Linked DNA regions of Mus musculus: regions 2, 3, 4 and 5 are each linked to region 1. A link is a loop called in an ENCODE intact Hi-C map of the cell type or tissue named here. Cell type or tissue: heart. All regions are shown on one strand. Region 1 has its middle 13 kb from the start of Gm34490. Region 2 has its middle 6.6 kb from the start of Gm34548. Region 3 has its middle 4.1 kb from the start of Gm26091. Region 4 holds the start of Slc16a1 (solute carrier family 16 (monocarboxylic acid transporters), member 1). Region 5 holds the start of Gm34548 (a long non-coding RNA gene).

Region 1 (5,000 bases):
GGTATCACATTTCCTCATCTGTTTATCTTAGATGGCATCCATTTCTTGGCTATGGTAAAGTGTGTTCTCCTGTAATTTCACTCCCTGTGGATGTATATCCAGTACTGATGGATCACGTGATAGCTCTAGTTTTGTCTTTTCGAGGAACACCAGGTTGTTTTCCCTAACGGTTGTGACAGTTGACACTCTTACCTGCAGTGTCGAATGTTCTCTCCTGCCCACAGTCTCACCAGCCCCCATGTGAGAATGGCAGTTCTTTCTGGGGAAGGTGTATATCACTGTGGTTTGCTTTACATCTTCCCAGTGTCCAGTGATCCTGAATATCTGTACTGCATCCACTGGTTGTACCTGTATGTGGCTCTGAGTTGTCCAGCTTAGCAGAGTCCTGCATGCCCTCTGCTGTCTATGAAAGGCTATAGACCACAGAGACACTAATCTCTCAGGCTTGAGGTTTTGTTCTGGGTCAGCCACCAGGAGCCACCCAGAGTCAAAGCAGGGAGTTTTTTTTTTTGTTTTTTTTTTAAGATATATTTATTTCATGTATATGAGTACGCTGTCGCTGTCTTCAGACACACCAGAAGAGGGCATCGGATCCCATTACAGATGACTGTGAGCCACCATGTGGTTGCTGGGAATTGACCACAGGACTTCTGGAAAGCAGTCAGTGCTCTCAACTGCTGAGCCATCTCTCCAGCCCCCAATCTCTGAATTCTTTTTTTTTTTTTTTTTTTTTTTTTTCCATTTTTTATTAGGTATTTAGCTCATTTACATTTCCAATGCTATACCAAAAGTCCCCCTTACCCACCCACCCCCACTCCCCTACCCACCCACTCCCCCCCTTTGGCCCTGGCGTTCCCCTGTACCGGGGCACACAAAGTCTGCGTGTCCAATGGGCCTCTCTTTCCAGTGATGGCCGACTAGGCCATCTTTTGATACATATGCAGCTAGAGTCAAGAGCTCAGGGGTCAATCTCTGAATTCTTAATCCTCCTCCTTCCACTTCCAAATGATATTACGAGTATGTGTCCTCTTACTCTGTTTAGACAATGTTTTTCTTTATATATATATCTTATTTTCATTTTTGTTTGTTTGTTTTTCGAGACAGGGTTTCTCTGTATAGCTCTGGCTGTCCTGGAACTCACTCTGTAGACCAGGCTGGCCTCGAACTCAGAAATCTGCCTGCCTCTGCCTCCTGAGTGCTGGGATTAAAGGCGTGCGCCACCATGCCCGGCAACTTATTTTCATTTTATGTACACTGGTATTCTGCCTGTGTGTATGTCTGTGTGAGGATGTCAGATTTCCTGGAACTGGAGTTACAGACAGTTGTGAGCTGCCACGTGGGTACTGGGAATTGAATCGGGCTCCTTTGGTTAAGAACAGCCAGTGCTCTTAACTACTGAGCCATCTCTTCAGCCTCATGAGAAAATGATTTTAATGTGCCCTCTCACTGTCTGCAAGGGACAAATATCAACCCTTAAACCTCATTTACAAGGGTTCTTCCCTGGTGACCCAACTGCCTCCCAATAGCCCCCCCCCCCCTTGGTCGGGTGGTAGAAGGTTTGCTTAGGTTCATGAGGTCTTGGATTTGATCCCCAGCACCAAAAAAAAAAAAAACAGCTAACCAACCAACCAAACAAACAACCAACCAAACAACCAAAAAAAAGGCTCACTCTCTTTGTCCTTCTCTCCTTCACACACACACACACACACACACACACACACACACACAGAGAGAGAGACACACCACCACCACTTTGAGAATATGTCTAGCTGAGGACTCCTTGCTGGCCTGGCATTCTAGTTCTGGGCTGGAGGCATTGGTGCTGGCCTGGCTTACCCTTTTTGGGAGGTACTCCCTCTTAACAGTATCACATGGGGGTTAATATGTAGGCCATAATACTTTTCTGTCTTTTATCTCTCAGCAGTAAACAGAAGGAATTCTCTTTAAGTGACTGAAAGGACTTTTGGTGTCTTGAGGACAAGGGCTCATTCCACACAGGACTCTGCCACCCTGGAGGTCCTGGATCTGGAGAGTGCTAAACAAGGACAGCTGGGCTCAGGAATAATTCTTTATTTTAATATGGAGGAGAAGCCATCTCTGCTCAGGGGTGAAGGAGAGGCCGACTCTGATTCTCCAGCCAGCGGATGAAAGAAGCAGTCAGTGGAGAAGCAGCCTATTATCTGGACTCAGCCCCCCTCCAAACAATGCTTTTGTTGACACATTCTCAGCTCCTTTCCAGGGAGGGAGTTGGCTGATCTATGAAGTCTTCTAGCTTGGAGTCAGAAGGATCTGGGGGGGGGGGGGGGTGTCATCTCACCAGAATGTTGCCCCTGACCCAAACTGCAGTCTACTCCTATCTCTGCATTGGAATTCATAAACGCCGCTCCAAACCCCACCTTGTGCTCCCTCGGAATACCTTGGAAAAGGCAAGAATGCAAACGCCTGGCCCCGTCCAGGCTGTTAAAACAGAATTCCAGGGTGAGGCCCAGGAAGCTGTGTTTTAACAAGTCCTGCAGGGGATAATTAGGTATGCTGAGGTTTGGGAGATGGGGTGGGGGATGGAGAGAGAGAGAGAAACTCTTGCAGCTGTTAATGCCGGTCACTTTCCTACGGTTTTCCCTCAGCAGGCCCTGGGGTTTGTTTTTTTCTCCACTGTGGACCCCGTTCATTTTCCGCTGCTGTGGACTGAGGGGGACGCAGCAAGGGAAGTGGGAGGGAGGGGAAAGGGGTCAGCCAAGACAGTAGCGCCTTCTGGAATGGAAAGGCAAAGGCTTCGTGACAATGTCCCTTTGTCACTTTATGTTGATGGAACTGCAAGTCATTAGCAAGCCCAGGGGTTCGACTCGGTCATTCTTCGGGGCCAGATCGCCCTCTGCTGCCCACCGGTAAATGACACTCTAGGACGCCAAGGAAAAGAGGAAGAGCAGTAGAGGGAGAGGAGAGGACAAGACCAAAAAGGTCACTAGGTCACCAATTCAGGATGTAACAAAATCATGGTAAAGTAGCGTTTGCTGGGAAGATTTAGCCAATGCAGTGGGTGTTTCCAGGGCACAGCCAGCAAACAGCAGAGTTCTGCCAAGAGCCCCACTATTCCCATGATTCCAAGCTCCACACTTGATTTGGTTCTGCAACCGCTTTCCCCTTTAGCTCACCCTTACCTCACCTTGGACAGTCAGGATGTTTAATAAAATAGGGAGACAGAAGAAGAAAAGTGATAAAAATTTTTGGTGTGCAGTCATTTATAGGCTTTAGTCAAGACTCAGCGTCCCCCTCCTGCCCCCAATCTTCCTTTCTCAGCCTCTCTTTGTTTTTTTTTTTTTTTTTTTTTCGTCCCGGGAAAGCACCAGGTCTTTCAGCCTTTCTTTTCCTGCCAGGGAACTCTTGCCCCACAGCTGTGGAGTCAGCTTTTCTTTCCAACTTTATTGCCCCACTTTATTGCTGTTGGGAATGAAGGTTCATGTAGGTCATTGGTTGAAAGAGCAAGGATTTCTTCCCAGCATAAAAGCTCAGGCTAGCAGTAGCTCCTGCCAGCCATGAGCAATGACCCATTTCCTCCAGTCTCTGACTGTACGGATCTCCAGAGTGCCTCAGCTCTCAGTACCCAAGTCCAGGTTTCCGTAGCAGATTCAGCTCCTGCCCAGGAGCCCCTTTCCTGGTCAGGTGTGGGAAATTATTTAAACGGTTGCAAAAGGTTTGGGGTGAAAGTGGGCCAGAAATGTGGGAGGTGGACGGGGGTGGGGGTGAAGGTTCAGGTAGGGAGGAGGCAAGAGTTCCAGCCAAATCCTACAGAACGTTCTGATGTCATGAAACACTTGAACTCTGCCCCTAACCGCCTGTAAATCGGATGAGTATGTGTGGTTGAAGCCAAGCCTTTCAACCCAAACATTTTAGATAAAACTCAGACCACATCTCTGCATCACTATTTTTTGTTTGTTTGTCTGTTTGTTTGTTTGTGTTTAGTTGTCTTTTTTGAGACAGTGTCTCACTATGTAGTCCTGGCTGACCTGGAATACTCTATGTAGACCAGAGTGGCCAGGAACTCATAGAGATTTGCCTGCTTCTGCCTCCTAAGTGCAGAGGTTAAATGCATGCAGCAGCATACTAGGTACATTTTTGCATGTTTAGATGTTTGGACTTGTATAGTTTTATATTTATGACCCCAAATATATGCCAGTAATCTATGTAAAAATCAAAGCATGCTGGACATTGTGGCAATCTCTGTGCTTGGGAGGCAGAGGATTTGAGACCTAAATTTGAGACCACCTTGGTCTACATAGTAGCAAGTTCCAGTTAGGGTTGCAGAATAAGACTCAGAGGGAGGGATCATCATCACCATCATCACCATCACCATCATCATCATCGATGAGTGTGCTGGCTGGCTTTATGTCAACTTGACACAACAGTCATCTGAGAGGAGGGAACCTCACTGAGAAATTGCCTCCATAAGATTGGTTGTAGGGCCAGGCATGGTGGCGCACACCTTTAATCCCAGCACTTGTGAGGCAGAGGCAGGCAGATTTCTGAGTTCGAGGCCAGCCTTGTCTACAGTGTGAGTTCCAGGACAGCCAAGGCTACACAGAGAAACCCTGTCTCGAAAGAACCAAAAAAAAAAAAAAAAAAAAAAAAAAAAAGATTTGTTGTAGGGCATTTTCTCAATTGGTGATTGACGGGGGAGGACCTGGCCCATTTTGAGTGGTTTCATTCCTGGGCTGGTGATCCTGGGTTTTATAAGAAAGCAGGCACACACCTTTCATCCCAGCACTTGGGAGGCAGGGGTAGGTAGATGTAAGGGTTCAAGGTTAGCCAGATCTATATAAGTTTCAGGACAGCCAGGGGTACACAGAGAAACTCTGTTTCACCCCCCCCCCCCCAAATAAATGAATGAATGAGTGGAAGGAAGGAAGGAAGGAAGGAAGGAAGGAAGGGAGGGAGGAAGGAAGGAAGGAAAGAAGGAGGGAAGGAAGAAAGGAGGAAAGGAAGGAGGGAAGGAAGGAAGGAAG
Region 2 (5,000 bases), 130 kb before region 1:
CTGGAGGTAAAGGTAGGTAGATCTCTGTTAGTTCCAAGCTGGCCAGGGCTGCTGCATCGTGAGACCATCTCAAAAACAAAAACAAAAACAAAAAAACAACAAAAACTCACATAGAAGCCGGGCGTGGTGGCGCATGCCTTTAATCCCAGCACTCGGGAGGCAGAGGCAGGCGGATTTCTGAGTTCAAGGCCAGCCTGGTATACAAAGTGAGTTCCAGGACAGCCAGGGCTATACAGAGAAACCCTTTCTCAAAAAACAAAAAGACAAAACAAACAAACCAACAAACAAAAAACAAAAAAACCTCACAAAGATAGGTTAACTGGGCTTGTACAGGTTAGCCCAAAGGGGATTTCCTATTCATAACAGCTAAACTGGCTTACTTGGAATTACAGCTATTTCTCTTTTTGCCATCATCATCATCGTCACTATCATCAGTGAAGGTTGGTAAACAACCTGGTTTTGGCTCCACTAAGCATGATTGACTTATCTTTGCCTTAGCTATGTGCCCAGTACCAATAGCCTCCCATAAATCTTAACGCTTGAAAGTCAGCTCGCATTCCCTCCGGTGGATAAATTGTCAAAGCCCAGTTGATGATGGGTGACTCTGGTTTTCTTGCGAACTTACTCTGGTTTTGTAATTTTGTTTTTGTTTTCCTTTCTTTCACTTCCTAGACGAAGCCCTTTCAGAGTGGGCAGGGAGACAGACACATGAGGAAATTCACTTCAGCAGGGCATCTGCTAAGCGTGGCAGGATTCCTGCTCCAGACTCTCAAAGCCTCCTATTAATGGAAAGAGCAGGTTAACCTGGTCTGACCGACAGGAAGCCACCGTACAGGAATAGGTGGAGTTCTGACATCCGGTGGGGACAGCTGGGGGGAGCGGATGGGGGAGGGGACACCTAGGTGTGCCAGGGGAGCCGAGGTAAAGCTAAGGTCCAGGGGGCCAGCGTGCTGGGTGGCTATGGGCCACACGAGGGCGCCGCACACTGCCACGTAAGGGCCTGAACTGTCTCTACGGAGCTATGTCGGAGAAAAGGCTTTGATGGGAAAGAGGGTGGGCGGAGACCATCCTGGGTGTCCAGCGACGGGCCCCTCTCTTGTTCCTTGAAGGTCGGCGTGAGGTCTCCCTGGACTTGGAACAGCCGCTGTTCAGGTCCTGAGGAATTAACGCCTCTGTAGATCAGGTCCAGCTGTGTGTAGGAGGGAGGATGTTTGCGGTCACTGGGGTGTGTTGTGTTAGGAATGACCGCAGTACTGGGGTGTGAGGGTGGGTGCGTGGATTTCTCCAGAGGTGTAGGTGGGAGGGAGTAGACAGTTTCTACTCCCAGGGGGCTGGCGCTAGTGTCTTCTAGGAGCAGCACTTAAGGCAAGATGTAGACCCCATTAGAATCAGACGATCTTCCCATCAGAGGAAGTCCCCCATTTGGAAACAGTCAGGATGAATGGTTGCTTTAGCTTGGCCAAGCTGCTGGGGTAAACGCCTCAAGCAGAAGCTGCATCAAAGCCTGGAGCCTGTCCAGCCATGCAGCTCAAGCACCCGGTGTCACCGAGATTTGTCCAGGGGGCACAGTGGAGATCTTGTGACCCAGGAAATAGCACTGGTCTTAGTTTAGATCAGGACATTTCCCCCTGAAAGCTGCGTGGGACAGTGGCTTGGAGCCCAGATTGGGGGGGGGGGGGAGGGATGGGAGGGGCAGCTGGAGGCTTCTGCCCACTCTCACCTTTGTCACCCAATAGCTACTTCACATGAGTCAGCTCTGCAGGCTGTACCCTGGCCTGAAGGCTCAGCCTGGGATTTGAAGGCATTAGAGTTGGTAGAAATTAACCCCCAGGATGTGAGCTTCGGGCTCGTAGGCTGAGGCTCTAGCAAGGGAAGAGGACATCCTGAGGACTGGGTGTAAGCAAGCAGAAACACGGGGAGCCTAGGCAATGCCCAGGAGGACTGCAATGGGCCAGGGAACACCAGGAAGGGTCAGTGTGAACCCAGGACTCTTGAGAACTCCAGTCGCTTCCTCTCTGCGGATCCAGACACCTCTACCATCCAGCCCCGCCCAGGCAGCTGCAATTCCTCAGCCAAATGACCCGAGACAAGAGTAAGAGGAAAACAGCTTTCTGAGCCTGCCTCTAGGGGAAAGAAGGACTATAAGAAGCAGGGATCCAGGACACAAGGTCACCGGGAAGCAGTCATGAATGTCAGGCGTGAAGGGGTGGAGATTTCAGGTCAGGGAGCTAAGGGTACACAGCTCAGTGACAGCATTTGCTTAAGAGGCCCTGGCGACAGGGTTCAGGCCTCACTACTGGAAAAAAGATTTTTCTTAGCTTATGCACAAATGGTCACGTGACATTGATAAGCAAGAGTGACTTAACCCAACACAACTCCAGTTTCACCAGCTGCAAAACTACCCTGAGGTGTTTGCAAATTTAGGAGTAAGGTAGGTAAAGGCATGCCCGTCAGGGCATGGTGATGATGGCTCACACCAGTAATCCCAGCACTTGAGAGGGTAAGGTAGAACCAATGTGGGTTTGAGACCAGCCTAACTACAGAGTTAGTTCCAGGTTTGCCTGGGCTAAGGGGAGACTGTAAACAAATAAAAAACAAAACAAAACAAAACAAAAATTTTATTGTCTTTCAACCCTAGGGGTGTCTGAGCCTTTCTCCTTCCTAACAAGTTGGCCTGGGCTCCAGACAGCAGACCTATAATTTGCCTGCACAAGTGTGATAAGAGGTCAATATTAATCTGGGTGTGGTGGTGCACACCCCAAGTCCCTGCCACTCAGGAGGTAGAAACAAGAGCCCAGAGGTTTGAAGGCCATCCAGGCAACATACTGAGACTCTGAAGAAGAGAGCGGACAGAAAAGAAAACTTTGAGAATAAGTGTAAGCCAGGTGTGGTGTCACATGCCTATACTCTCAACACTCCCAAGACTGAGGCAGGAGGGAATGTCTAATCTAAGAGAAGCCTGGGCTACACAGTTGGATCAAATAAACAAAACCCTCTCAAAAGACAAACAAATACCAGCGGAAGGATTCAGCAGGCAAACTCACTTGGTGCCAAGCCAACCCAGATGTGTAAGGTAGAAGAAAACTAACATAGAGTGTTCTCTGACCTCCACAAGAGCACACACACACTTACACAAACACACACTTAAGTAAATGTAATCAATTTTAAAAGAAATAAAACACTGGCCTAGTGGGAGGCTAGGAAGTTGGAGACTAGAGGAAGTACAAAGGCTGCCTGGATGGCAGAGTTCAGTTCAACCTGAGTAACTTAGCAACACATTATCTACATAAAAACCAAAGGATTAGGCTGGAGAGATGGCTCAGTGGGTAAGACTGCTCTTCCAGAGGTCCTGAATTCAATTCCCAGCAATCACATGGTGGCTCACAACCATCTGTAATGGGATCCGAAGCCCTCTTCTGGTGTGTCTGAAGACAGCAACAGTGTACTCACATACATAAAATAAATAAATCTTTAAAAACAAAAAGGATTTTTTTTGTTGTTGTTTTTGTTTTTGTTTTTTCAAGACAGGGTTTCTCTGTGTAGTTCTGGCTGTCCTGGAACTCACTCTGTAGACCAGGCTGGCCTCAAACTCAGAAATCCTCGTGCCTCTGCCTCCCAAGTGCTGGGATTAAAGGCGTGTGCCACCACTGTCCGGCTAATAAAGGATCTTAATTTTAATTTATGTGTATATCTAAGAAGGGGTCAAAAGAGGACACAAGATCTCCTGGAACAGAAGTGACAGGTGCTTGTGAGCTGGACATGGGTACTGGGAACTGAACTTGGGTCCTCTGTAAGAATCACTGAGCCATCCTTAGAGCTTCTCAAAAAATAAAAGCCTGGTGGTGGTGGTGCATGCCTTCGATTCCAGGACTTGAGAGGTAGAGGCAGGTAAATCTCTGTGAGTTTGAGGTCAGTCTGATCAACAAATTGAGTTCCAGGGTAGCCAGGGATACACAGAGAAACCCTCTCAAACAAACAAGCAAACAATTTAAAAGATGTAAAGGCCCAGAAATACACCTCCATTATAGAACACTTGCCTAGCATGTGTGAAGTCCCAGGTTCCATTCCCAGCACTGCAAAAGATAAATAAACAAAACAGTTTACTGTAACTTAGCTGGAAGTACAGCTTCGTGGTAGATGCTCAAGGCTTTGGGTTCAATTCTAGCAATAAAGATTAAAAGTTAAAAAAGAAGTTACTATAGTATCCTGGCAGTGGAAGGGTCTTCTTATCTCTGTGTTAATTGGAGGCCTCTAGGGAGAATGCCTGGGTTTGTAGGAGTGGATTTAATGGCTTGAAGCTGGGTTGAGGAAGTGAAGGGTCACGTGGGATGTTCCCCTTGTGGGTCTAACAGGAGGGCCATAGGACAGCAGGCTTTCTGATCAGGAAGAGGCTGCGTGCTTCCTGTTAATAGTGGGCTTTGGGGTGACCGTCAGTATTCCCAACATGGCTGTGAAAAACTAGGGTCTTTTTAAAAAGAGGGCCTGACTATTGGCCAAAGGTTCACAGTTTTCCTCTCCCCTGCTAACCCCATCTCCCGACTCTGCTTCAGTGTGCTCAGCAGAACTCCACTTGGTGAATCTGGAGAGAAGTCTCTAAGGGCTCCTGGCACGGAATGGGCACTTCCTCATGGTTGGTGGAATTGAATTGCATGCAGGTCATAGAGTGGAGGAGAGAGAAGAGGCTTTCTGCGAGCCCAGTCCGAGACGGGGAGATGCGAGTGGGCACCTCCCTAGGATCAAGTGCCAGGAGTAGATGGGGGCCCCACCCTATCGGGTGGCACCTGCTGCAGAAACTGGCAGGCGCCTTGGGTTCCTCCCAGCCCCCACCTCTCACCCCTGCTGCTCAGCCTCCTCTAAACCTCCTTAGGTTCCCTCTGCCTTCCTCTCCACCCCCATCCTCCTCTAGACTGCCATTATTTCCAGACCAGATGGCCCAATTTGAAATGAAATCTTGCATGCAGTCCTGCCTTCTTCCAGTCTGGTGCACAAACTACATCAAA
Region 3 (5,000 bases), 55 kb before region 1:
CACACTGTGAATGAGGAGGGCAAGACTCTCTGGCCCAGCCTGTGATTCTGAGAGGCTCCCTGACAGGGCGGCTGAGAGGTTGAGCAGACGCAATAGGAATGAACGCCTGTGCTCTTCTCTGACTGCCTATTTTGGCCATCTCTCTGCTTTGAGTCGATGCTGTGGAGGGGTCAGAGGCCTGAGCCAAGGCAAAGATATAGGAGAGGTCTGGAATCCACCTCAATGGGTAGGGCCCATTAGGACGAAAGGGAGTAGAGCGTAGGGAATGTTCAAAAACACCCAGACCCAGAAGGATCACCGAGGGGCCAAGCCTTCCCATTTAGTTAACCCTTAAGCACTGCTAGGAACGCCACGCGTTTCAGGTGTGAATGTTGGACTGAGGCAGGAAATGGTAATAAATTTTCCTATGTTGAATAAATGAACTTGGCAGTCTAGAACCCTGCTTGGTCTTCAATGAGCAGGGCAGACAGTCTGAATGCTTCTCCCAGCAAAATCAAGAGATCTCTCCCAGAAGAGGTCGTGGATCACCAAATATTTCCAGTGTTCTGTGGCCTGGAGCTCAGAATCTACCTAGGAGTCTTGGAAGAATGAGTCTCAGAAGGCAGGGTCTTGCCTGGGAAGTGGTGTCAAAGGGCTATTATAAGCTCAGCAACTCTGAAGCAGGACTGGGCTGGAGCCCCCCCCCCCTCCCCGGGCTGTATAGTGAGGCCATGCCTCAAAAAAAGAGCAAAACAAAACAACCACAGCAAGGCCTGGATCCTCACTGTATTTGCCTGTGTGGGAGCCCAGAAGTGTAGGGGAAAAAACCTGCCCCAGAGCTCACAGGCCCTATCCCTCCCTGAGGGACTATTGGCAGTTAATGGTTGCTAGAGAAGGAAGTTATTTTATTCAGTGGTGTAATCACTGGTAAATTGCCCAGTGTCTGGTACATAACCCCCCACCTATGCTCATGTGAACAGCTCTACCTAAACTGAGACTCTCTCCCTCCTGCAGCACACTCCAACAACTTGAAAGGAGGCAGGAAGGAATGGGAGAGAGGTAAAAGAGGGCAATGGTCCAGTGTGATGTTACAAGTCTGTAGTCTCAGAATTTGGGAGGCAAAGGCAGCGGCAGACAGATTTCTTTGAGTTCGAGGCCAGTCTGGTCTACAAAGTGAGTTCTGGGCCATCCAAGACTACACAGTGAGTTTAGTTCCCAGCACCCCTGACAGGCAGCTGGCAACTGCCTGTAGCTCAAACACCCTCTGCTGCCTTCTGAAGGGACCTGCATTCATGTGCACATATCCACAAGCGTGAGCATGTGTGCCCATGGGCCACCCTTCCCCAGCCCCCACCCCCCAAATTTAAGAAAAGAAAGAAAAACCAGGTGTAGTGGTACATGTCTTTAATCCTAGCAGGGGCTAGTAAATTCTGTGTTTTAGGACTGTGCTGGCTACTTTTATGTCAACTTGACACAAGCTAGGTTTTTCCAGGAAGAAGGGATCTTACTTGAGAAAATGACTCTGCAGATTGAACTATGGGAAATGTTCTTGATTGATGATTGATGTGGGAGGGCCTAGCTCCATGTGAATGTTGCCATCCTTAGGCTGGTAGTCTTAAGTCTATAAGAAAGCAGGCTGAGCAAGCCATGAAGGAGCAAGCCAGTAAGCAGCACCCTTCCATGGCTTCTGCTTCAGCTCTTGCCTCTAGGTTCCTGCCTCTAGGTTCCTGCCCTGACTTCCTGACCCGACTTCAGCCTTCAGTGTTGGACTATGACATGTTGCTTTTAGCGATAGTGTTTCGTCATAGCAGTAAAAACCCTAAGACAAGGCCAGCCTAGTCTACACAAGTTTCAGGGAATCCAGGACTACATAGTAAGGCCCTGTCTCAAAATTAAGTAAATAAGTAAGATTAATTACATAAGTAAAAATATTTCTAGAACACTGGTTAATAAGATATGAAATTGACCAAAATTTGTGAATTCATTCTGAATATAACAGATGAATTATAAAGAATTAAAAAAATAAATTAAAAGCAAATCTGCTCCTCAGAACCTACATTTTCTTCCCTGAACTCTGAGAGCTCAGGAGAGGTGAGAGGTTGCTCATGGCTTGCTCAGCCTGCTTTTTTTATAGACTTAGGTCTATAGTTTCTCTATACTATCCCCTCTGTGCAAAGTGTTATATAACATACACAGGCGGGGTTCATCCTTTCTTGCAGTAGATTCTGACATGACCTGATTCCAGGGATCTGGCCGCAGCCATTCGCCTTTAAGTTCTGGCTGCCTTAGCTAGTAGGACTTGGAGCCTTGTCTTTCAGAGGTTGTCAGCAGGAGACTCCCAGCATGCTAGAAGCTCTGCACGAAAGCAGGAGCTGCCAATGTTGCTGTAGCTGTGGGAACTGTGGCCAAGAGCCAAGAACTAGAGCCGACTCTTGCTGTGTGCAGCGACTCCCCCAGAGTTGGCACAGCCAGGGAGTCTGCAGAGCCATGTAGATCTTCCTCCAAGCGGTCTGTCTCTTCGGTAGCTACAGAAACAGTATTTGTTATCCTTTGGTTTTCAGGAGACAGGCAGAAATCTGACGGCGACAGTCTGTTTCTGAAGCTTGAGAGCCCACCCGGCAAAACCTTCAGAAATGAAAGAGTAGCTAATGTCCACCAGCCAGCCCTGGCTCTTAGGCTTCAGTCAGGATTTGAAGCCTCAAGAACTTGGAACTAACTTGCCCTTTCAAGATCAGAAAGCTGAGAGTCAGTATAGTATCCAACGTTTCACTTAGTAAAGGAAAAGCACGGCCCCGTGGGCTGCAAGGTGCTGTGTGGTATGGGGTAATAATTGACCTCAATTCACACACAGTATTCAGGACCAGGGCTGGACCCTGGAGGCTTTGGAACAGAAAGGGTCTCAGAGTGAAAACTGAGGGTTCAAGGGCTGGCAAGAAAGAGATTACCCTCACCTGCTCAGTTCTTAAGGCAGGTCAGTTGATGCCTTGGCACCAATGAGCCTGACTCTGTCATGATTTGCAGTATCCATAACTTAAAACAGACTTCCTAGAGACAAAGGAAAGGGGCTCCCTGGCTTCTGATGCCGGCTCTGCAAGCAATGACTTTGGCCACTAGGCTTCCTGAGTGCTGAACGTGTGACATGAGTGTATCAGTCCCCAGCCTTTGTGCTTCTTTCTGTATCCAAGAATAATTTTAAGAATAAACTGCTGTTGTGATTTTAAACACCAGCCTCTGGGATTTTGAATCAGCTTTAGGAAACAAATTCACTGCCTATGTGTTAGCAGATTGGATTTTGTTCTGGCTTTTTTGTTTTGTTTTGTTTTTAAACAGAGCCTGTTCTGTAATTCCAGGCTGGTCTTAAATGTATAGCAATCCTCCTGCCTCAATTTCCCAAGTGCTGGGATTACAGGTGTACGCTGCCATACCTAGTAAGGCAGACAGACTGAATTTCTAAACATATGTGGCTGAGAATAAAAACCTCACTGTGGTGAAGTCATGCCACACAAGACTTCTTGGGGGCCAGGATGACTCCTTGTCTGACTTCTAGAGACCCCCGGTACAGTGAGGGTTCCCTCAGTGTTCAAGGACCAGAAGGATATATGTTTGGGATCCTGGTCTGGGATGGGACTTTGTGCACCACCTTTTTTCTATTTTCCTTTTAAGCAAATTCCTCACTCTTTCTCTGCCTCTCCCTTCTCATCTTTGAACTGGGTATGACAAAGTGACATACTGCATGCTTATGCTAACATACTACAACACACTACATACTAACATACTACATGCTCAGCATGTACTAGTTTTCTTTTCATTTGGAGACAGAGTCTTTCTCTAAACAGCTCTGCCTGTCCTGGAACTCCCTCTGTAGACCAGGCTGGCCTTGAACCCACAGAGATCCTCCTGCCTCTGCCCCCAGAGTGTTGGGATTAAAGACCAGCACTACCGAATCTGGGCTCCATTTAATTTTTAAATTCAATTTAATTTTAGAGACAAACCTAAACTCACCTCAAAGTCCTGAGCTCAAGTGATCCTCCTGCCTCAGCCTCCCTGGTAGGGGGGACCACTACAGTTAGCTGTTTCTCTTTGTTCACTGTGCTAATAAATCTGCCCAAAGCTGAACTCTTGGCAAGAAATAGAAACAGAACTGAGAGTTAATCAGACCAAAGCTTGTGTGTTTGACTAGCAAGTTAAACTGTCTGACAGTTCAATAAATACACAGGAAAGTTTTGTTGCCTTTAAAGGAATAGATTTGGAAGGCTCTATATTAGTCCGATTTAGAAATTTGTTTTTGTTGGGGGTTACCTATGAAATCTGTGATATATAGTGGGGTTTTGTTGGGAGCCGCCCCCACATTCGCCGTTACAAGATGGCGCTGACATCCTGTGTTCTAAGTGGTAAACAAATAATCTGCGCATGTGCCAAGGGTATCTTATGACTACTTGTGCTCTGCCTTCCCCGTGACGTCAACTCGGCCGATGGGCTGCAGCCAATCAAGGAGTGACACGTCCGAGGCGAAGGAGAATGCTCCTTAAGAGGGACGGGGTTTTCGTTTTCTCTCTCTCTTGCTTTTTCGCTCTCTTGCTTTTCTCTCTCTCTTGCTTTTCTCGCTCTCTTGCTTTTCTCTCTCTCTTGCTTCTTGCTCTCTTTTCCTGAAGATGTAAGAATAAAGCTTTGCCGCAGAAGATTCTGGTCTGTGGTGTTCTTCCTGGCCGGTCGTGAGAACGCGTCTAATAACAATTGGTGCCGAATTCCGGGACGAGAAAATCCGGGACGAGAAAAAACTCCGGACTGGCGCAGGAGGGATACTTCATTCCAGAACCAGAACTGCGAATCAAGGTTATAAGGTTCCCGTAACACAGACTGTTGAGAAGGATTCAACTGCCGAATTCAGAACTCATCAGCTGGGGAACGACGGTGATAAAGGTTCCCGTAAAGCAGACTGTTGAGAAGGATTCAACTGCCGAATTCAGAACTCATCAGCTGGGGAACGGAAGTGAGAAATGGCTTTACCAGGTATGTTTGGC
Region 4 (5,000 bases), 97 kb before region 1:
AATTAGCATTTTCCATACTTAAAGTAGAGAAGGTAAAGAGGAAACAAAATAATTTCAGTTTCACCAATGAAAACAGACAAGAGGGCAGAAATGGCTTTGAATTTAATCTATGAGTTTTATACATTGGGCAGTTCTGGTGTAGTCACAGTACCTCAGGATTCCCATTGGTTAAAATGAAGATAAAAAAATTTATATTTGCTCCAGCTAGCAACTTGAACCACATTCTTAACTTCACCCGTTTCTTATCTCCAACACCTAACTAGTCCCCTACCCAAAACCTGCTTCCTTCCTTTTCTCAAGGATTCCCCTAGGTATTCATTCACATATGGTCCCACTCTAAAACCCCTCTAACCAGCTATCCCCAGAATGATACTAAAATGCAAATCTGCCCAGCCACACTAAGTTCTTTTAACTGTTCAGTCTCTTCCTGTGGCCTTACAATGACTGAAGGCACTCCACTGGCTGACATTTCTAGTCCCTCTTATTATTTTTGACCTTTCTATGTTTTAGTTTTTGATGAAATTCTTTCAGCTTCAAAAATGCCCTTTCAACCTATCACCACCTATGCCAAACTAGCTCCCACCCCTTTATCAAACTGCAGATTAAGTAGTATTTCCTCAGAGATGCAGGCATATCTAGTGTTTCCTTAAATTGAGCATTTTCTCACACCTATACAAAACAGTGTTTGTTCCCATGGTAACCTTACTTTCCCCTAAACTGTTTGCTAAGAGTACTCAACTACCTCTGCTTTCCAGCTAGACTACAAACCAAGGGTAAATACTAGAATCTTCTTTTCTGCTGAATCTTAACTTCTCTATCCACAATTTTCAGTTTTGTGTTCAAGTTCCATATTCCTAGTCCATATTCCCTAGTATGGGAAATAAAAAAAGTCAAGTAGGCATTATACGGGGACCCAGACCTTGCATGAAATGCATAATAGGAAGTTCCTGAGGCACAGTGGGAATGAAAGTTTCAAGAAGTTGGGAAAATACTAATCTAACACTATTTTTTGTCAGAGTTTATAGGTATCCAAGTTTACACCACCTTATCCCCCACCCTGCCCCCCTTAATCTGTTTAGGATTATGTAAATCGTACAGCTAAAGCTTTAAAACTCTCAAAATGCTCCTCAAACTAAGAACTTTCATATTTAACAAGGTCACAATCTGATAAACCAACAGCATCTACTTAAACCCACAATGAAATGACTGAAATACACTTAATTAAACATTTATTCTAGGACTGGGCATGGTAGCAGACGCTTTTAATTCCAGCACTGGGGAAGCAGAAGCAGATCTCTTCTGCGCTCAAGGCCAACCTGGTCAACAGAGTTCCAGGACAGCCAGGGATACACAGAGAAGCTCTGTGTCGACCCCCCCCCCCCATCTAAAGTCTTGAATTATTGGTCATTTCTTATGATACTTGGAAAGCAAAGTTGTAAAATTTAGTCATTTTTACTTTTTTTTTTTTTTTTTTGAGAAGGGTCTCACTATGTAAAGCCTATACCTCCTGCCTGTACACCTTGGATTTAATTTCCGAAAGGTTAAGGCGATGGACTGACCACTTCCTTCTCCTTTTTTCCTCTCTCTCTCTCTCTCTCTCTCTCTCTCTCTCTCTCTCACACACACACACACACACACACACATACACATCCCCGAAGACTTGGACTTAGAAGCACCATTTACCACTTAATTAAAATAAATGAATGATGAATAAATAAATTCAAGAGTCTCTTATTCAGCTGAGAAAAACAAGCAAAACACGAGAACAAAAACCCACCCTGCTTGATTTAATTCCCATCCACCCTTTCCCAAACTCTCGTACAATTACTAATCTCACACATCAGCATATACTCATTTAAAACCAAAGTAATTTTTTTTCAATGCCGACGATCAAACTTTGGAGCCTCAGGCATGGTAGGCCAGGCAGGTAGGTACTCATGCCACTGAGCAACACACCCCGAGCCTAAGCGGAATGACGCCTTAAGATTTCAAAATTAGTTATGGGTAAAAAAAAACAAAAGTAGTTTGTCACTGTGTAACTACTAGCAGTAGCCCGCCAGTTTATAATGAGCCACTGGAAAACGGGAAAAGACTGAAGTAGTAACACGTGCGTTTCCTGGTTGAGTGATCAGACGCTAGTTTTCGTAACTGCTGGTTGCACCAAAAACGCCATCATAAAGAAAAGCTAAAATGTACTCGGCAAAGGGATGTACTTGGCCCAGAAAGTGTGCTCTGACCAAATATAAGGACGTTTAAATCTGCTCCACAGGGATGCCTTGGGACCCCGTGCCCGCGGCAGACGCGCCGAAGCCACAGGTTGGACCATAAAGAGCCCCTTCCTCAAAGTTCACTCGAACCCCGTAGTCTTGTACCGGCGGTCCGCAATGCAGCTCCTCACATTCCTCACACCACTCTAGCAAGTCACCTGGTGGGACACCGATTGGCAGACCGGGGAGGCTGGGCGGGTATGCCACGAGTCCTAAGTAACTCCCGCCCCAGCAGAAGGCGGCAGGAGTGCACCACGTGAAGCGGCCTCAGGTCGTCCCTCTTCCCGACCTAAGCATCTCTCCAGGCGCCTAGAGTAGGCAGCGCTGGAAGCGTCTCCCCCAAGGTCACCGGGCACCATGACCCGACTCCCGCAGCCCGGCGGCCGCCACCTGACCACGGGCCCGCAGCTCGGCCGGGAGAGACGCTGTGCCCAGCGCCTCAAGGTCCCCTTCACCCACGCCACGTTCCGGGCCACGCGGCTCCGCGCGCCCAGGATGCCGCGTCGCTCGCCCCGACCCTTGCCCCAGGGAGGAAAGTCCCCGCGTGCCCGCGGGGCTCCGCGACCCCACCGGGGCACCAAGGGCACCGCGGATTCCGTGCCGCGCGCTGCCCGCTCAGCCCGGACTAACCGTTATGTGTGTCTCGCGGCGCCCGGAGTATGCGTGACGCGGCGGCGCGGGCCGCAGTTCCTCGGAGCCGGGGGGGTCCCGCTCGTGTCCCCTGCCCGCCGCCGGGCTCCTTGGCTGCTGCACCTACACGACCGACCAGTCACGTCGCAGCTCGCCACTTTGTCTGGCGGGGCAGGCGCGGCTGCCTTATAACCCGCGGGGGCCGGAGCATGCGCACAGGGGGTGGAGTCGGCCTTCCCGGCCGCCGCCCCCTCCCTGCCATACATACTCCCAGCTCGGCATCTCGCGCCTCCACACGCTGCGGGCTGCGCGTGCCCGCTCGCTCGCTCGGGCGCGCGCGCCGGCGCCCCCCTTCCCGCCACGTGACCCGGCGCCGCGGCCCGGAGACCCCGCACATCCTTATCAGCGCTCTGAGGGGGTAGCTTCTTTTGGCGCGTGCCGGGGACGCCATCGTGGGCCTCACCCCTCAGGCTCTGGAGGAGAAAAGGGGAAAAAAAAACTGCCCTGAGGGCGGACCCTGAGGTGCAGAGGGCGAAGGCGATGGACCGTCGGAGTCCGGGGACTGAACAGCATTTTGAATGGACGGACACTGGTAGACTCCGATGTGGGCCTGGAACCCGGGCTCGGGGACCCTGGGAAGTTGCTGGAACCCTCCGGGCCTGTTTCCTTGCGCTACATCAGCCACTATGGAGGCGTTAGGAAGTTTAATGTGCGATTTTACGCAAGTATCTCGTCACAGAGCCTGACCTGTGGCATTTGATGAACGCTTAGTTTAAGGACAAGCCGGTCAGGAGAAACTGGCCCCGGGGCAGAGAGTGTGTACGTTGGAAACGCTGATATGAGCATGCTCTTAGGCCAGAAGTTTATGAACACTGGATTTGGGGGACGGGTCGGGATTATGGCTAGTGGGATTAGGACAGTTGCATGCTAAGTAAGCACTGTACCAGAATTATCTTGTATGATCTTCACAACCGTATTAGGTGCCAAGAAGATCTTGTAACTAAGGAACCCCGGGCTTCACGAGGTTAACTGGCAGAAGTCACCAGGCTAGGAAGTCGCCAACATTTAAAGTCAAAGCCACAGAGCCTGGTGTCACAAGAGCCATTTTCGGTTCTTCACCAAGCCCAGATTCCAAAGTGTCTTGAAGTGGTAAACTAGTGAGTACTCTTGATGGCCAGGACCCTTGATATTTTTATTATTACGAGATGGGTATTTGGTTGGTTGTTTTTGATTTCTTGTTTTTTTTTTTTTTTTTTTTTTTTTTTTTTGAGATAGCCTCGTGTGTGTGTATAGCTCCACCTGGCCTGGAACTCATCATGTAGATCAGGCTGGCTTCGAACTAAGAGAGCAAACATGAAAAAAAAAAAAAAATCAACCCGCCTCTGTCTCCCTACCGCTAAGATTATTTGTTTAATTTTGTGTTTTGAGACATGGCCTTATTATGTATTCTCTTGGCTGGCCTGAAACTTGTAACGTTGATTAGACTGGCCTCAAACTCAAGAGATCCGCCTGGTTTTGCTTCAGTGCTGCTATTAAAGGCATGTGCTCCATCACACCCAGTGAGAATATTTTTTAAAGTCAGGCCTTCTGGCTTCCAAGGCTCTTACTGCATACCAAGATCCTGCCCTCCCCGCCATTTGCTCTTCGACCTCTCCCTACCTACACTGGTTTTCCTAATCCTCCGAAATAGGCCCTCTACTTAGTTTTGTGGATGAAGAACCAGAGATTGAAAAGAGGCCCTGTGTGCCCCAGCACTCAGGAGGCAGAGGCAGGCAGATTTCTGAGTTCGAGGCCAGCCTGGTCTGCAAAGTGAGTTCCAGGACAGCCAGGGCTATACAGAGAAACCCTGTCTCGAAAAACAAAACAAAAAACCAAAGAGGCCCTGTGTGCCTTCAGCTCCCCTCTGCCTCCTTTCAGTATGAAGAGTTCATACTAGGAACTCTTAGTAGGATCCAGTTTGAAATCCACCAAGTGCTGCTTATGAGCAATATTTTGTCTTTTACATCTGATAAATACATAGAAGGGAAAAGCTCTTCAGGTCTTTAGGGTGGTTGGAACTTAAAACAGTAGTGGTTTAGGGTTGTTAGGATAAGACATTCAGTG
Region 5 (5,000 bases), 140 kb before region 1:
CCGGATGCTTAATGACTCTTACACAAAACAGAGGAATGCAAACATAAAGACTGGCAGGAACTAGGCAATAAAACAACTGAGACAAAGTCAGCTCTATCTAAGGTCAGCTATATTCTTAGGAGCCAGGTGTGAGGTCTTTACACTCCCGGGGAAAGGGCTTTCACGACTAAGTCTTGGTTCTAATTAGGGAGTTCTGCTCTAGCTAACCTTCTCATGAATAGTGCAATACTCTAGCTCCTCCTTACCACAGCCCAATCTACTTCCTAAACCATTGTAAATTCCTATATATGGGAGTGATTTGACTGTTATTCTAAGTGATTATGTGGGGGACTTTCTTCTACTAAGTAATGGAGTCTGCCATACATAACTATAATAAGAATTCTAAACTTACTTTGCTAAGCTTGCCCTGAGATTTCTTATTTATTTATTTATTTATTTATTCATTATATTTATATGAGTACACTCTAGCTGTTTTCAAACGTACCAGAAGAGGACATCAGATCCCAATACAGATGGTTGTGAGCCACCATGTGGTTGCTGGGATTTGAACTCAGGACCTCTGGAAGAGCAGTCAGTGCTCTTAACCACTGAGCCATCTCTCCAGCTCCCGAGATTTCTAACTCTATGTAGTAGATACTAATGCCTGATTTCTTTCACTATCTCTCTTACAATACTAGAGGCAATTCTGAATGTTACTGAATAATAGGTAACATTCTTACTAAATTCCAAGACCAGGGTCGGCTCAAGGACTACCTAGGGCATTGGTGAAGGCCAGGAAGCAAAGTTCAACTTTGTTTAGATATTTGGCAAGTCATTGCTTGGAGACACCTATAATAAAACAATACTGAAAGAAAGCACACAGATCCATTCACTGACTAACGCAAGGACAAGTTTGGAGCATTCGTGCTATGAGATGCCACGGTTCCAGGAGACTAAGTTTCCATGAACTTTTCATCTTGGGACAGCGCCCAAGCTTTTAGGCCTGTCACTCGAGTCACTACTGGAGTGGATGTGGCAGGGAAGGGCTAAAGAAAGGCTCAGTGGTTAAGAACACTAGCTGATCTTCCAGAGGACCAGGGTTCAATTCCCAGTACCTGCATGGCAGCTCACAACTGTCTGTAATTCTAGTTCCGGGCATTTGACACCCTCACACAGACATATATGCATACAAAACACCAATGCACAAAAATCCTTAAAAAAATAAAGTCTCTGACATACCTACCCAAACAGCAGGAGACAGACAGTGGTGGGAAAGAGAAGACCAAGCCCACAGCGCCTGTTTCCCGTCTGAGCTGGTCAGGAGATTCTATCCTCAGGCCTCACGTGCTCTACACAGGAGAGTATGGCCAAGCTAAGTCTCCTTATCTACCGTGCTCAGGAGAGTAGAGGTGAGGTGAGAGGAGAGGTTTGTAGAGGTCCTACCGTGATTTGAGAAAATGTGTTGGGGGCCAATTTCTGGGCCCTCCATGGCCGAAGAAAAAAGCAGGCTCTCACAAATTGCCCCCTCTCCCACATGTTTGCACATACAAAATAAATAAGTTATGTGTAATCAATATTAAAGGAGGATCAAAAGGTGTGATGCGTATCCTTAACCTCTGCATTGGAGATGCAGAGGCAGGCAGATCTCTGTAAATTCAAGGACAGCTTGGGCTACTTAGCCAGTTCCAGGTAAACTAGGGCTACATAGTAAGACCCTGTCTCAAGAAAACAAAACAAAACAAAAATAGACAACAAAAAATTTAAAAGAAGATGTTGGGGTAGGATGGGGCTCAGTGGTGATGAGATCCCTTAGCCTATGAACGGTCTTGGGCTCAAATCCTGGCAACGCGTACATCCAGAAATTATTTGATATTCTTCCTTGAGGCTATAAAACCTAAATCAGTTCCTTGAGTACGGGTCAATTACGTGATTCACTTCTAACAAATAGAAGCTGGAAGCAGCGCTGCATATGTGAGTAGCCTGTAAGGCAGCACAGCATCCCCTAGTGTAGCCACACTCTCTCCTGGGTCCTTCACTCTGAGGGAAGCCACTGCCCTTTCTGAGATATTGCAGAAACCCCTGGGAGAAATGAGACCCAAAGCCAACTTTGTGATGTAAATTTAGGACATGAACAGCAGGTGGCAGTAGCACACAGCGCACACTAGATAGACAAGCTTCTCAATGGACTACACCCTGAGGAAGACTGCAGCCCAGAGACCCTGTTCAGAAGCAGAGGAATGCCTAGGCGACAGAGGTCTTCAGATGGCCAGATGTGATGGCTGATCTTCCATGTCTGCTGGGCTGGGTGTAGAATCATAAGGATACACCTCTATGCGTGTCTACACAGACATTTTCAGACAGGGCTAAAAAAGCAGGGAAGAGCTGGCCTAAATGTGAATAGCACTATCTCAGGATGGGGTGGGGATGGAGATGGGGGCAGGGAAGGGGGAAATGAGGTGTGTGTGTGTGTGGGGGGGATTCCAGCTGAGCACCAGCACTAATCTCTCCTACTGTGGATGCAAATCCTGCCCCCACCAGGTACACTGTATCCTTACTGTGAGCCAGAACAGACCTCTCCTTCCTTAGATTGCCTTACTCCAGTGCTTTGTCACAGTAACGAGAAAAACAAAACACCATAATATATGCAATATGCGAAGCAACAAGTCTCTAAGTGATTACAAGTTGACTTGTCTGAACTCTAAAGCAATTGACTATAAAGATATTTGAGTTTGAGCCGGGTATGATGATGGTACACACCTATAATCCCAGCACTCAGGAGACAAAGGTAGTCTGATCTTTGTAAGTTTAAGTCCATTCTGGTCTACATGTGGAGTTTCAGGACAGCCAGGGCTACCTATATAAAGAGAACCTGTCTCAAAACAGTGAAACAAAGTGAATAAAAATATTGAGTGCTGGAGAGATGGCTCAGAGGTTAAGAGCACTGACCGCTCTTCCAGCGGTCCTGAGTTCAATTCCCAGAAACCACATGGTGACTCACAACCATCTTTTAAAGAGATCTGATACCTTTTTCTGGTGTGTCTGAAGATAGCTATCGTGTACTCACATACATAAAATTAATTTTTAAAAATCTTTAAAAACATTTTTTTAAAAAAAAACCCAAAACACACGTTTGAGTTTATGCCAGGTAATGGTGGCACACACCTTTAATCCCAGCACTTGGGAGGCAGAGGCAGGCAGATTTCTGAGTTCGAGGCCAGCCTGGTCTACAAAGTGAGTTCCAGGACAGCCAGGATGATACAGAGAAACCCTGTCTCAAAACAAAACAAAAACCCCGCACGCACGCACGCGCGCACGCACGCGCACACACACACACACACACACACACACACACACACTTTCTTACTTGAGTTTGGACCTGACAAGATAGGCCAAAGTTCCCATAGGAGGCACGTGGGCTCACTTGGACCCTCAGGTTAACTGACAGTGACATGAAAGCCTGGCATCCCTGCTGCCTGCCTGCATCCCTGCTGCCTGGCATCACTGCTTATTCATTTTGACTGCCCCCCCCTTTAGTCATCTGCTTACCTCTGCACATGGATGGGCATGGGAGTCACTCCAGGAGAGTCTACCTAAAAGCCTGGCCATCTCATTCTTCAAGACCAAAGTAACAAAGGTAAGAGTAACTAAAGCAGCTTACTGCCAGCCTTCCTGACACCTTCTTCCAGGTCTCTAGTCATTATCTTAAACTGGAGTCACCTGGATTCCAGGACCAGCAGAGCCTCACAGGACAGACCATCCCTCAGATAAGAGGAATTGTCCACAATGGTGAGGCTGCCCTCTGCAACGGGGATAATACTTATCTTCTAGGAATCAACAGGGATAATAATTATCTTCTAGGAACCAGTTTGCTCCCCTGAAGCAATAAGGACACCTTCAAGTCACTATGCAGAACTATAACCAAAGTGCTGATAAGCAGACCACAGTTTTGAGGCAGACAAGCATAGGGATTGTTTAGCAATCTGGGACTCCACTTGACTTGGGCTATCTGCCCACCACCCTCCTAACACTGCACCTAGCAACCTGCATAACACTGCACCTAGCAACCTGCATCACACTGCACTCACAACCCCTCCAGACATCCCTTAGCAACCTCTTGGTTGCTTTCTTTATGTCAAACGCATCCTGCAGCAGCACAGCCAGTAACTTGAAGCATGGACCTGAACCAGCCCGAACTGGTTTGGAGTGCTTGCACACTAAGGCACACTGAGAGAACTTTTAGAGAAAAATCTCCTGTTACCAAGCTGTGGGAAGCCACATGTGCCGTTGCAGGGTGGCACTGGCTACCGCTGGCCACCACACATACATAGGCAGTAAAGTTTTTTTGCCAAGATGAGGTTTAACTAAAATTAACCAATCAGATGAGAGACAAGTTAACCAATCAGAAGAGAGACAAGTTAACCAATCAGATGAGAGACAAGTTAACCAATCAGAAGAGAGACAAGTTAACCAATCAGATGAGAGACAAGTTAACCAATCAGATGAGAGACAAGTTAACCAATCAGACGAGAAAGAAGTTAACCAATCAGATGTAGGCATGCAAATGAGGTGGTAAGCATAACCCAAGCACAACCAATCCAGGTGTGAGACACGCCTCTCCTAGGCCTATATAAGCAGCACCAGTTCTGGGCTTGGGGTCTCTTCGCCTCTGCAATCAAGCTCTCCCAATAAATGTGTGCAGAAGGATCCTGTTGCAGCATTGTTCTTACTGGTGAGTCAGGGTGCGCGCAAGACCAAGCCATGCCTATACATGACTGACTGTACATGTAATTGAAATCAGATAGATGCATTGCCATGGCCACACACAACTTTAATTCTGGCACTCAGAAGGCAGAGGCAGGGGGATCTCTTGAGTTTGAAGCCAACTGGGCCTATATAGTGAGATCTAGGTCAGGCTACATAGTCTGCTTAGTCTATGTAGTTTGCCTCCTAGACAAACAAAAAGTAAGTAAATAAATGACATCAGATGCATCATGGGGGGAAAAACACACACGTTGAAGAAA

What was found. Hi-C counts contacts between places; a loop is a spot of excess contacts. Peaks named below come from ENCODE experiments on the same cell type or tissue, not always from the same donor. Only the 100,000 strongest peaks of a DNase experiment are listed, where the experiment ranks them.
Region 2: a loop joins it to region 1, with 6 times the contacts of the local background. A loop is called at or near these places in 28 of 42 quality-filtered maps.
Region 3: it touches region 1 in a loop (2.4-fold over the local background); 4 of 42 quality-filtered maps call a loop at or near these places.
Region 4: it touches region 1 in a loop (3-fold over the local background); 14 of 42 quality-filtered maps call a loop at or near these places.
Region 5: it touches region 1 in a loop (6-fold over the local background); 28 of 42 quality-filtered maps call a loop at or near these places.

Annotation. Positions count from the first base shown.
Region 1 is chr3:104,539,410-104,544,409 of GRCm38, reverse strand. No RefSeq gene overlaps it. Among named protein-coding and RNA genes, the nearest start is that of Gm34490, 13 kb to the left of the region's middle. RefSeq lists an enhancer at 1,739-3,876. In heart, CTCF peaks have their summits at 421 (motif pointing left) and 2,890 (motif pointing left); a DNase peak (open chromatin) is centred at 2,879; H3K4me3 peaks cover 955 bases; H3K27ac peaks cover 1,544 bases.
Region 2 is chr3:104,671,563-104,676,562 of GRCm38, reverse strand. No RefSeq gene overlaps it. Among named protein-coding and RNA genes, the nearest start is that of Gm34548, 6.6 kb to the left of the region's middle. In heart, a CTCF peak has its summit at 2,125; DNase peaks (open chromatin) are centred at 912, 1,542 and 1,972; H3K4me3 peaks cover 1,604 bases; H3K27ac peaks cover 2,196 bases.
Region 3 is chr3:104,594,706-104,599,705 of GRCm38, reverse strand. No RefSeq gene overlaps it. Among named protein-coding and RNA genes, the nearest start is that of Gm26091, 4.1 kb to the left of the region's middle. RefSeq lists an enhancer at 1-2,771. In heart, a CTCF peak has its summit at 3,061; DNase peaks (open chromatin) are centred at 35 and 2,375; H3K27ac peaks cover 2,921 bases.
Region 4 is chr3:104,636,726-104,641,725 of GRCm38, reverse strand. Slc16a1 (solute carrier family 16 (monocarboxylic acid transporters), member 1) reads right to left here and starts at 3,062. Exons shown (of 5, transcript NM_009196.4): 1 at 2,898-3,062. In heart, no CTCF peak of the experiment used is centred here; DNase peaks (open chromatin) are centred at 2,505 and 3,075; H3K4me3 peaks cover 4,219 bases; H3K27ac peaks cover 3,278 bases.
Region 5 is chr3:104,680,305-104,685,304 of GRCm38, reverse strand. Gm34548 (a long non-coding RNA gene) reads left to right here and starts at 4,677. Exons shown (of 4, transcript XR_867542.1): 1 at 4,677-4,708. In heart, a CTCF peak has its summit at 2,105 (motif pointing right); no DNase peak of the experiment used is centred here.